Linked DNA regions of Homo sapiens: regions 1 and 3 are each linked to region 2. The links are chromatin contacts, found by Hi-C or POLR2A ChIA-PET in ENCODE. All regions are on one chromosome and are shown on one strand. The core of a region is the stretch at or near the end of the contact, and the rest is flanking DNA. Distances in the headings are between cores, read along the strand shown.

Region 1 (3,787 bases), core at 335-2,834, 340 kb before region 2:
CCCAGCTAATTTTTAATTTTTTTTTGAAGGGACAGGGTCTTGCTATGTTGCCCAGGCTGGTCTTGAACTCCTGGGCTCAAGTGATCCTCCTGCGTCTGCCTACTGAAGTCCTGGAATTATAGGCATAAGCCACTTTGTCCAGCCGCTGGGAGAATATGCACATCCATTCGTTTTACCTCTTTAGCAATCTTGTGAAGGAGATTCTTAGCATCCCCATTTTGCAGCTGAGAAAAACTGAGACTGGGAGGTTAAGTCCCAAGGTCACAGGACCGACAGGTGGCTGAGAGAACCCTGGCATTCCAGCTGCCAGTCAGGCACTCCCTGGTTGTCTACACTAGCTGCCGTCTTCCTGGGCACACACAGAGGAATCAGCACACACCCGGTACACCCTCCCATGAGCAGAACTCCTACACACTGGCTGGTACCATACCCTCCCTAACACCAGCACCCGTAGCAAATTCTTTCCAGGGCCAGCCAAGCCCTACTCCCCTTTGTTAAAGGCAGCTTTCCTCAGAAGGGTGAGCATTTGTTGTCTCAGGGCCTGCAGTGTGGATTCTACCTTCTTTTTACTGTGTTCAGCAGGAGCGAGGCAAACCAGCTTGGGATAGAAACACAGGCGTTTCCTCCACTGTCAGGGTTTTCCTGGGGCAGGCATCTGAGTTACTGCCTGGACCCGGTAGCCCCTAGCAACAGGGCACCACTCTCACCTGGGCCATTTATGATGACTTTGGGAGGTGGAGCCAATTAGGGGGCAAAGCAGGGATCCCCACAGGTGGGAGTGGCAAAAGAGTGGAGGCTTGAAGTCCAGGAAACCCCAGTGTATGCCTCTGCTGCTAAGGAGCCGTGTGGCCTTGGGCAAATCACTATCCCCTTCTGAGCCTGGGGCTCCACATCTACATAGTAAGGGAAGTGGCACTCATGTTCCTTCCAGTTCACACACAGTCCCACATGCTACTAGACCTAGGTTAAGGCAAGGTCTGTGCTATCAGGTACTACCATAGACACAGAAACCGGGGGAGACTCTGCCACCATTATACCCACCCACCCCAACCCTCAAGTTCCCAGCTCTTCCTGGGAAAACCGACAGACAACAGGCCCATGTAGGCAGAAGAAATCAACATGAGGGGTCTCAGTGCCTAGAGAATAGACTTAGAATGAGCCCAAAGTGGAAGGGAGAACCAAAGAGTTTCCCTCACTGCCACATTTGGCACTCCTGCTCCAGGGAATCCAGCACTGAGCTAGAGACAGGATGCTGGGTTCGCCATTCAGGATTCGTAGGTGAGGCCACAGCCATTTCTGCTTTCGGGGCCTGTAACTGGTGGAGAGAAACGGGTGATAGCATCTGTGGCCTTCCTGATTCATAGGTTTATCCCAGCATGAGGCGTGGCTGCTGCAAAGCAGACATGTCCATTTCTGTCCAGACACAGTTGGGGCGGGCAGTGGGTGGCTGCAGCCTGTCCTTACATGGGGCTAAAGGGGCCCAGCCACTTAGTGACTCACCCACTTGCCCAGCCAGCTGAAACCCTGGCCTCACCCTTCCCTTCTGCTACCTACAAAAGCCCCCTGACATAGCACTCTTGTCATACTGAGACTAAGGTAGAAAAAGACACTTCCAAAGGGTGTCAATGACAAGAGAGAAATAGACATAGAGTGGTCACTTCATTTACCAACCCTGGAACCGCAGACCTCTGGGCTTCCTGGTATGTGATTTCAGTTTTACCCCTCACTGTTTAAATTGCTTGAGTTATGTATTTTGTTATTGATTTATTTATTTATTTATTTATTTATTTTGAGACAGCGTCTCTCTCTGTCGCCCAGGCTGGAGTGCAGTGGTGCGATCTCGGCTCACTGCAACCTCCGCCTCGCGGGTTCAAGCGATTCTCCTGCCTCGGCCTCTCGAGTAGCTGGGATTACAGGCATGCACCACTACACCTGGCTAATTTTGTACTTTTAGTAGAGATGGGGTTTCGCCATGTTGGTCAGGCTGGTCTCAAACTCCTGACATCAGGTGATCCGCCTGCCTCGGCCTCCCAAAGTACTGGCATTACAGATGTGAGCCGCCTCACCCGGCTTGTATTTTGTTCTTGCAGACGAAAGCTGCCCACCAAATATGAACAGATAGGAACCTCGTGATCTTTTGGGGCTGTCATCCTTCTCTCAGTCTGCCAGTAACTGGGATCCTGGCATTTATCCTGGAGGTCCCTGAAGGTCCAAGAGGGAACAGAGGAAATCTGATTGGCACAGGTGTGGTGACGTGAAGCAGGTGGTGGCTTTTAGGACTGGAGGTCTGGTGTAGGGTGTATTAGTGAGGAGAACATGGAGGGAGGAACTCACCAGGAAAATTGCAGCCAATTTCCAGCGGTCAGGAATTGAAGATCCAGCAGAGTACGGAATCAGCTCCTCCAGAGTAGTGGGTTTTTCCAGTTGTAGGTTGAGATCCATTCGTGGGTCATGAAATCAAGTTAAGGGATCATAGTCATACACAGAATTTTTTTGTTTGTTTGTTTTTGAGACAGTCTCATTCTGTCCAGGCTAGAGTCTCTAGTCTCTGCCCAGGCTAGAGTGCAGTTTCACAGTCTTGGCTCACTGACCTCCACCTCCTGGGTTCAAGTGATTCTCCAGCCTCAGCCTCTCAAGTAGTTGGCGTTACAGGCACCTGCCACCACATCTGGCTAATTTTTTGTATTTTTAGTAGAGACGGGGTTTTGCCATGTTGGCCAGGCTGGTCTCGAACTCCTGGCCTCAAGTGATCCGCATGCCTTGGCCTCCCAGAGTGCTGGAATTACAGGCGTGAGCCACCACGCCCAGCCAGAATTTTTTTTAAAAAAAGGAAATAGAAGAGAATGTAAGAATAGAAGTGCAGGTTAAAAGGAACGTTTAATTTCATAAAGTTTTTGCCTCAGGGTAGTATGCTTGTCTGAGTAATGGGTTGAGATAGGAACGCATTTCTTAGTGCAGGTCTTGATTTCAAATGTTCGAAAGCCACTGCTCTGGAAAATAGAGGAGTGGAGACCAAAGTGTGCCCTTTGTGTATGTGTCGGCAGTGGGGTGGGGGTGGGGGTCTCTGTCCTAGCATTTGGTTGCAGCACCCCAGGAGTGCCTGTAGGGGAACCACTGACCTCCACTTTTCCATACGCTTCACACCTTCACACCGAAATGTGCTCCATTCCCTTTGCTATTTTTTTTTCTTTTCTTTTTTTTTTTTTTAGACAGAGTCTAGCTCTGTCGCCCAGGCTGAAGTGCAGTGGCACGATCTCGGCTCACTACAACCTCTGCCTCCTGGGTTCGAGTGATTCTCCTGTCTCAGCTTCCTGAGTAGCTGAGACTATGCCTGGCTAACTTTTGCAGTTTTAGTAGAGACGGGGTTTCACCATGTTGGCCAGGCTGGTCTCAAACTCCTGACCTTAGGTGACCTGCCCACTTCAGCCTCCCAAAGTGCTGGGATTACAGGCGTGAGCCACCTCACCCAGCCTGCTATTTTCATTAGGAGGAAAAGAGGGATGGTAGCTTTCATCCAGATCCCCCATCTTCAGAATGTTTTCAACTTTCCCCAGAACCTCCACAGCGTTAAGTCAGTCAAAATCCTTGGATGGACCCTTCCAAGTAGCAAGGGCCACCCTGTCCCCTTTCCCCTGGCCATGAGACCACGCAGAGCGCAGGGGCCGGAGTCAGAAAGGGCAGTTTGGCCCCTGGGCAGTCTCCTGAGAGTCTTTCTCCTCCCAGTTTCTACTATTTGGCGGAACCTTGAATGCAGGGGGGCGGGACAGAGAAAAAACTAGAAAGCTCG
Region 2 (2,631 bases), core at 1-2,500:
GCCGAGTGCCCTTTTCTGTGCTCTCCCAGCACTCCTGGCTGACTGTAACTGCCTGCTTCCTTATTTCTCTCTCTCCATTGACCACAGAGGGTGGGGACCATATTATATTCATCTGTATATTCCAGCACCTCACACACAGTGGCTGGATGATCTTTACACATTTTCTGAATAAATGAATGAATGAATGAATAAACTTGTTAGGAGCTGGTTTGGAGGTGATGGAGCAGCACCACAGCAGAGTGATGGCCTGGGGCCAACCTAACCTGGTTGTGACTCCTAGATACACCTCTCACTCCCCGATGGCCTCGGGGAAGTCATTACCTCTGTAGGTTTTGATTTCCTCATTTGAAAATCAGGGTAATAACTCCCTACCTCATAGGACTATTATGAGGGGTAAATGAGATAATGAAGGTAAAGCGTTTCGCATAGTGCCTGGCATAGAATCAGCCCTTAATAAATAATAAACTGTAAAGGCCCTTACTGGCCTCCAAATATGGAGACCGTGGGTCAGGAAATGAAAATTGTGAGTTCAGACCGGGCTCGGTGGCTCATGCCTGTAATCCCCGCACTTTGGGAGGCCAAGGCGGGCGGATCACTTGAGGTCAGGGGTTTGAGAACAATCTGGCCAACATGGTAGAACCGCATCTCTACTAAAACTACAAAAATTAGCTGGGCATGGTGGTATGTGCCTGTAATCCCAGCTACTTGGGAGGCTGAGGCAAAAGAATCACTCGTACCCAGGAGGCGGAAGTTGCAGTGAGCCAAGATCGGCCCACTGCACTCCAGCCTGGGTAACAGAGTGAAACTCTATCTCAAAAAAAAAAAAAAGACAGACATTATAAAACAAATGCAAAAAGAGACTTCCAAGAATGTTAATCTATCCTCTCCCTTGAACCCTATCCAGTCCTCAGCCGGGCCCACTCCCTGATGTCCTGCTGTCTGCGGAGGTTGGGGGGTCCAGCCCACCTGGGACCCAGAACACAGCCACTCTGCCACCTGCAGTAGAGACAGAGAAGGCCACCAGCTCCTACTCAGCAACATCAGGGAGCAAAAACATTTCCACAGCAAACCCTTGGGTGCTCACCAATGAAAGACTGAGGTCTCCGAACAGGTACCAAAGGTCTGCAATGGTGTTCAGCCCCACTTGAAGGATGATAAAGAGGCCAACAAACTTGACCCCTAAAGCACCAGCAAGACTAACGCCAGTCAGGCTGAGCCAGAACCACCAGGGGGCAGAGAAGGGCCTGAAAATCAACAAGACGGAGTTCAATTTGGCAGCTGGAACCAAAGCCAAACGCAAGCGCAGCAGGGGACAGGGCAGTTCTCAGACTTGGAGCGGCTGTGCTGTGCCCTGTCTTGGGGGCTCTTAGCCTCAAGGGACCATGGCGTGGCTCCATGGAGGAGGCGGCCTGTGAAACCCCTGGAACGGCAGGAAAAGCACTGTCTGAGGGCGCAGGGTATTCTTCAGGGGAGAGTGTCCATAGTGCTCCTGGCTAAGTACAGGGCTCAGGGTAAGTGGGGGCTCCTTCTTCACAAGTGACCAGTCAGGCAGGAGTAAAAGGAGAATCCTTAGGTGCCCCTGGACTCAGGCAGCCCTCTCCTTTGTGTCACCTCTGCCCTTGTCGAAGGCAGCATTTACCGAGTGCTTACTATGTATGCGTCACGCATCATTCCAAGTACGATGCATATATTAACTCTTCTAGCCGTCACTACAGCACACAGAGGATCCTGTCACTAGGTCCTCTTTTTGCACAGGAGGAAATCAAGATACAGAGAGGTGGAGTAATACAGCTAGCAGGCAGTGGGGCACAGTTTTAACCCAGGCAATTGGGTCAATGTTAGTGCTCTTAACCATTTTGCTATTCGTATAGCACCTAGTACTCTACACTATGATTCTCTGGCTCTCTGGCTGCCTCCTCTGCCAGAGTGAATATTCCTTAACAGCCAAGCCCAACAGAGCTCAGTACCTCCAGCTCCCCGCATAGTACCTGGTACACAGTATGTACTCAAGAAATGGTAGATGGAAGTGGATGTGGCATAAGCACAACAACCAAAGCCAGAGTGGGCTGAGAGTCACTGATCAGGTTTGATTAGCACAATGGAGCTTAATGAGCCTGGCTGTGCAAAGTTAACTTCCAGAAAAGCCTACGAGGGGCCAACTCTTCTGGTTTGAATAGAATGAATGACTTATTCTACTTTCTCAGAAGTAGAAGGATGATCTGGAAAAGACTATTCTGCAAGTAGACCGGACCCTCCAAGTCAGCTTTAGAACTGACCAGGACCTGGAAGGATCCTCTTGGCTGGTATGGACCATTCAAGCCAACCTTTACATATGCTATTCCCATCATTAGGTCAGGACTGGATGCAACCACTGACGAAAGGGAGATAGTTTCCAGGCAGCATCTACCCTGGTGCCCTCCCTTCTAGGACAGAGTATGTGAAGGACAGCCCTGTCCCGGGATTTCCTAACCAGCACTGGTTACAAGAGGTGGGTGGGGAAAGTATTAGGACCCCCCATGATATCCCAAAACCCCTACCCAATTGTACTCCATTGTAAACATGATAATAATAATACGCTTGAAAAAGACAACTGACATTTTCTCGGTCTTGAATATGGCAAAAATAAAATCA
Region 3 (3,576 bases), core at 133-2,632, 260 kb before region 2:
ATGCCAATTTCCACTTTCTGCCCATAGAAGCCCTTGTGCTCTGGGCTGTGCGTGACGGTCAGAAGTTATCTGGTAAACTTTGCATTGAAAAGCATCTCCGAACTCCCTCCCCATCTGTGGCCTCACAGCTTTCACCATGACATCTGAGAGATTCAAGGAAAGCTCCAGAAACAGGCTTAGCTCTCAATAACAACCCTCTTCCCTACAGATCTTAGAAAGGCTGGATCTGAACAACGCTGCCTGCAAGACCTCCATTCCCACCCTAAATAAAGCGCCAAACCATCCAACCGAAACCCACCCCTCCTCCCCTGGTACTCAGGGTGTCTACAGCTCTGAGGCTCCCTTTATTTTTATTTTTATTAATGTATTTTTAAGGCTGAAAGGCACACACACCACACGCATTCACACCCAGTGGTTATGGGGTTTTGGCAGGTACGCGGAGACCCGGTGCCCCAGCTGTCAGTGTCTGATCCCAACCCCTCCTCCTCCTCCCTCCGTTATTTATTAATAAAAGCCTGGTCGTGGGCAGCCGGCGTTCTGGTTTTCATTGTACAGTCTGCACTGGTGACACAGGACATGTGGAAAATTTTGAGAGCACTGCGGTGAATAGTGTGGAGGGGGAGCGTGAGCAGGGGGAGGGGAGGGGAGGGAGGGGAGCGAGTTACTTTTTAGCTTCCGCTAAGTACTTGGCGGCTCGCCAGGCCCGGAGAATTGTGGGAAGCGAAAACCTCCCCAGTATAAACTGCCAGCTTTAAGCAGCCCTGACAGTTCTGCTCCTTCCAAACTTGGCAGCCGTTCAAAGTGCTCTTTCATTTGAAATGCTGGAAGCCTGCCATGTGCAATGCAGATTTGCTGTGCCTGTGCGCAGAAGGAACTGATAAATGCCGTTGCAGTTGCCATGGGGACAGGAGGCTATCAGAATGGCCTTGTGATCCGCAGCCTCTCTGCGCGGCAGGCTCTCGTTCTCCCCCTCCCGCCCCTCCTCCCTCTAGTCAGTGAGATGGTGAAATAAATGTTCTGGAAAAAGGTTAACCCTCCCCGCTCTGGTTCCGAGGGTGAGAGGAGGTTAACCTCTAAGCACTTCCTTGGCCTTAAGTGCCAGCCCGGAGCACAGGTGTCAGCGCCGTCCTTGGGTGGGTCACCATCCTCCCGCTCTCCTCTTTCACACCCCCAGCTTTCTTCCTGCTCCCTGGGGGCTTTCACAAAGCGGTATTTTTAATAGAGGCTTTTCAGCAAGCTCAAGTGTAAGTCTTTGAGTCATCAAAACCCGGATGTAAACACAGCAGCCCTGCATTCTGCACAGTTTGCGTGTATTTTATCTTTTTAATAATATTTAGCTGGCAACTTAAAACTGCAAGGATGCCAGATATTTTAGCCAGCCACTTACATCATGCAGCATCCATCTTGGGGAGAGTGGTGGCGGGTCCTTTCCTTGTTCTCTTGCTCCCTGCCGCCTACCTGAGACCGCAGGAAATCTGGGTCTTTCTGAAGGCATCTTCTTGTGGTGTAGTCCCCTTGGAACCGCGGCCTTTAGAATGAACATGACATCACCTTGGGCAACAACGACAGAGGGTGTGTTCCTGTAGGAGACAAGACACGGGGAGATCCAAGGTGAAACAGATCTATCATTTACGCTGCGCCAATTTCAGGTGTGTGAGGGTGCACAGTCTGGATCATCAGCCCCCCATTTAGCACGAACTGCCGTTTGAAACACAGTCTGATTTAATGTACAGAAACAAAATAGCACATTCAGATTTGGTATATTTTCAGGCCTGTAATGCCAACACTCCGGGTGGCCTGTTTAATGGGGAAAAAATGAAATATTCCACTCCAGCCCAGGCCTATGGAAACCAAAGAGGTTTAGTGATTTATTTACATTGGGGGTAAAAACGGTGAGCAGTATTCCTTCTCGGCTCGCTACTTCCTGAAGGTTTCCTGAACCTAAACATTCGTTAACATCCCAGGAAGGGAACTTATTTTTCCTGTGGCTTTCAATATTTTCTGCTAAATATATTTCGGCACACTGTTTATCTTGGGCTTCAGCTTTCAGACCTTTATGCACTTTTAACACCTTGAGGCTGTTTCACTGAAAAATGGTGTATGTTAATTAAAGAGGACTTTATGTGCTGGGCATTAAGGCAGGGGGGATTTCTGTTTTGATCTGTCTGTATAATGAGGGGCTTCAGGATGAAACACAAGTCAGAGGCCTGTTAGCTTCGTGAAGCCCTTTTGACAAAGCGGGACCTTGAATGTGGGCCCTTGTATTCAAACACTTGAAGACCACAGAATGTTGAACTGAACGAAACATTTCTTCCTAAGTGCATGGTGAACATGGAGGCCAGGAGACGAGAAAGACTGAAAATGCCCCAAGTTCCTGGGGCTTAGCTGCAATTTCTTTGAACTTGACTGTCTCTGGGTGTCTGCTCGTGATTGTCACGGCAGCTCTGGCCAAGGCGATGCACTCTGTCTCGCTGGAATTTCCTGATTCCAAAGTAGCCCCTTCCAAATAAATAATCAACAAACGCCATCTGCTTCACCTTGCCAGCAGGCACAGAGCTGAAGGGTTAGCTAAAACCTACAATTTTTAGGAGCAGTAGGCTCTTGAGACATTTCAAGATAGGTTTCGACTTGGAATTAAACTAGAGTTAGAGGCAGAAATCAGGTGATTCAGAAAGCAACCCCCCCTCCCTCCCGCCAACTTCCCCAGACAGTCCAGGCAGCTGGGTTTTTGGCTCTCACAGCTGCTAAGCTTTGGCAAGCCAAAAGCATATTTCGTGGTGGTGATTCCTTTCCCAGGTTGACGGACATGTTTCTGTACTGAGCACAAGGCATGTTTCCTGACCGTGTGTGAATCAGAGGCTGCATTTTTATCCAGGGCTTCTGGTGACAGTTTTAAGCTGGATGAACAAAGCAGACCCTGACATGTCCCTGTCATCAAGGTCAAGAGATACAGAATCTATCCTAAATGTTCGCCACCTCTAGCCCAGATGTATTATATTTATTTATTTTTGTTTTGTTTTGTTTTTTGAGGCGGTGTCTTCCTCTGTCGCCCAGGCTGGAGTGCAGTGGGGCAGTCTCAGCTCACTGCAACCTCCGCCTCCCGGGTTCAAGCAATTCTCTTGCCTCAGCCTCCCGAGTAGCTGGGATTACAGGCACGTGCTATCATGCCTGGCTACTTTTTTTGTATTTTTAGTAGAGACAGGGTTTTGCCATGTTGGCCGGGCTGGTCTCGAACTCCTGACCTCAGGCGATCTGCCCTCCTCAGCTTCCCAAAGTTTCTGGGATTACAGGCATGAGCCACCACACCCGGCTATTTTTTTTTTAATCATGCCAAGAGCAGCCACCACCCCACAAGTCAATGGATGCCCATGTTCATGTGTCAGATGTTACCCTTCTCTCTCTCAGTGTTTTTGTAGTGTTTGCTTCTTTGTTGGCTTTGGTGAGAAGATTTACAAAAGCCATTTTGGACCCTTGAGTGCCTTTCCAGATCGAGGCAAGCTCCAAGATTCCAAACAGCCTTGACCTCGTCTGTGTCGCCCCATTATAGCAGGGATGATAACCGGAGGGGAGTCCTTG

What was found. Hi-C counts contacts between places; a loop is a spot of excess contacts on that map. ChIA-PET counts read pairs that join two places held with the same protein, here RNA polymerase II (POLR2A). Pooled maps may share reads with other maps.
Region 1: a pooled map shows a loop between it and region 2 (15-fold over the local background). The contact joins the promoter of LINC01629 here to the enhancer-like site in region 2. A Hi-C loop is called at or near these places in 1 of 168 maps with a recorded cell type or tissue (CD4-positive, alpha-beta T cell) and 9 of 50 pooled maps. POLR2A ChIA-PET finds 5 or more read pairs at or near these places in 1 of 52 experiments (MCF 10A).
Region 3: a loop to region 2 is called in a pooled map, with 6 times the contacts of the local background. The contact joins the promoter of LINC02288 here to the enhancer-like site in region 2. A Hi-C loop is called at or near these places in 6 of 50 pooled maps. POLR2A ChIA-PET finds 5 or more read pairs at or near these places in 2 of 52 experiments (A549 and BJ).

What each region holds. Positions count from the first base shown.
Region 1 is chr14:76,958,054-76,961,840 of GRCh38, forward strand. It overlaps LINC01629 (long intergenic non-protein coding RNA 1629), which reads left to right and starts at 1,585. Exons shown (of 3, transcript NR_133913.1): 1 at 1,585-1,700. RefSeq lists enhancers at 1,186-1,365, 1,406-1,475, 2,558-3,092, 3,093-3,628, 3,413-3,622 and 2 more.
Region 2 is chr14:77,300,006-77,302,636 of GRCh38, forward strand. It overlaps POMT2 (protein O-mannosyltransferase 2), which reads right to left. Exons shown (of 21, transcript NM_013382.7): 6 at 1,085-1,244. Among named protein-coding and RNA genes, the nearest start is that of POMT2, 20 kb to the right of the region's middle. RefSeq lists a silencer at 1,187-1,246. Within about 2 kb of position 1,251, at least 3 of the 41 ENCODE cell types and tissues checked have a DNase peak (open chromatin) inside an H3K27ac peak, as active enhancers do.
Region 3 is chr14:77,039,667-77,043,242 of GRCh38, forward strand. LINC02288 (long intergenic non-protein coding RNA 2288) reads left to right here and starts at 1,383. Exons shown (of 4, transcript NR_110554.1): 1 at 1,383-1,611. RefSeq lists a silencer at 556-745 and enhancers at 855-1,586, 862-3,576, 996-1,085.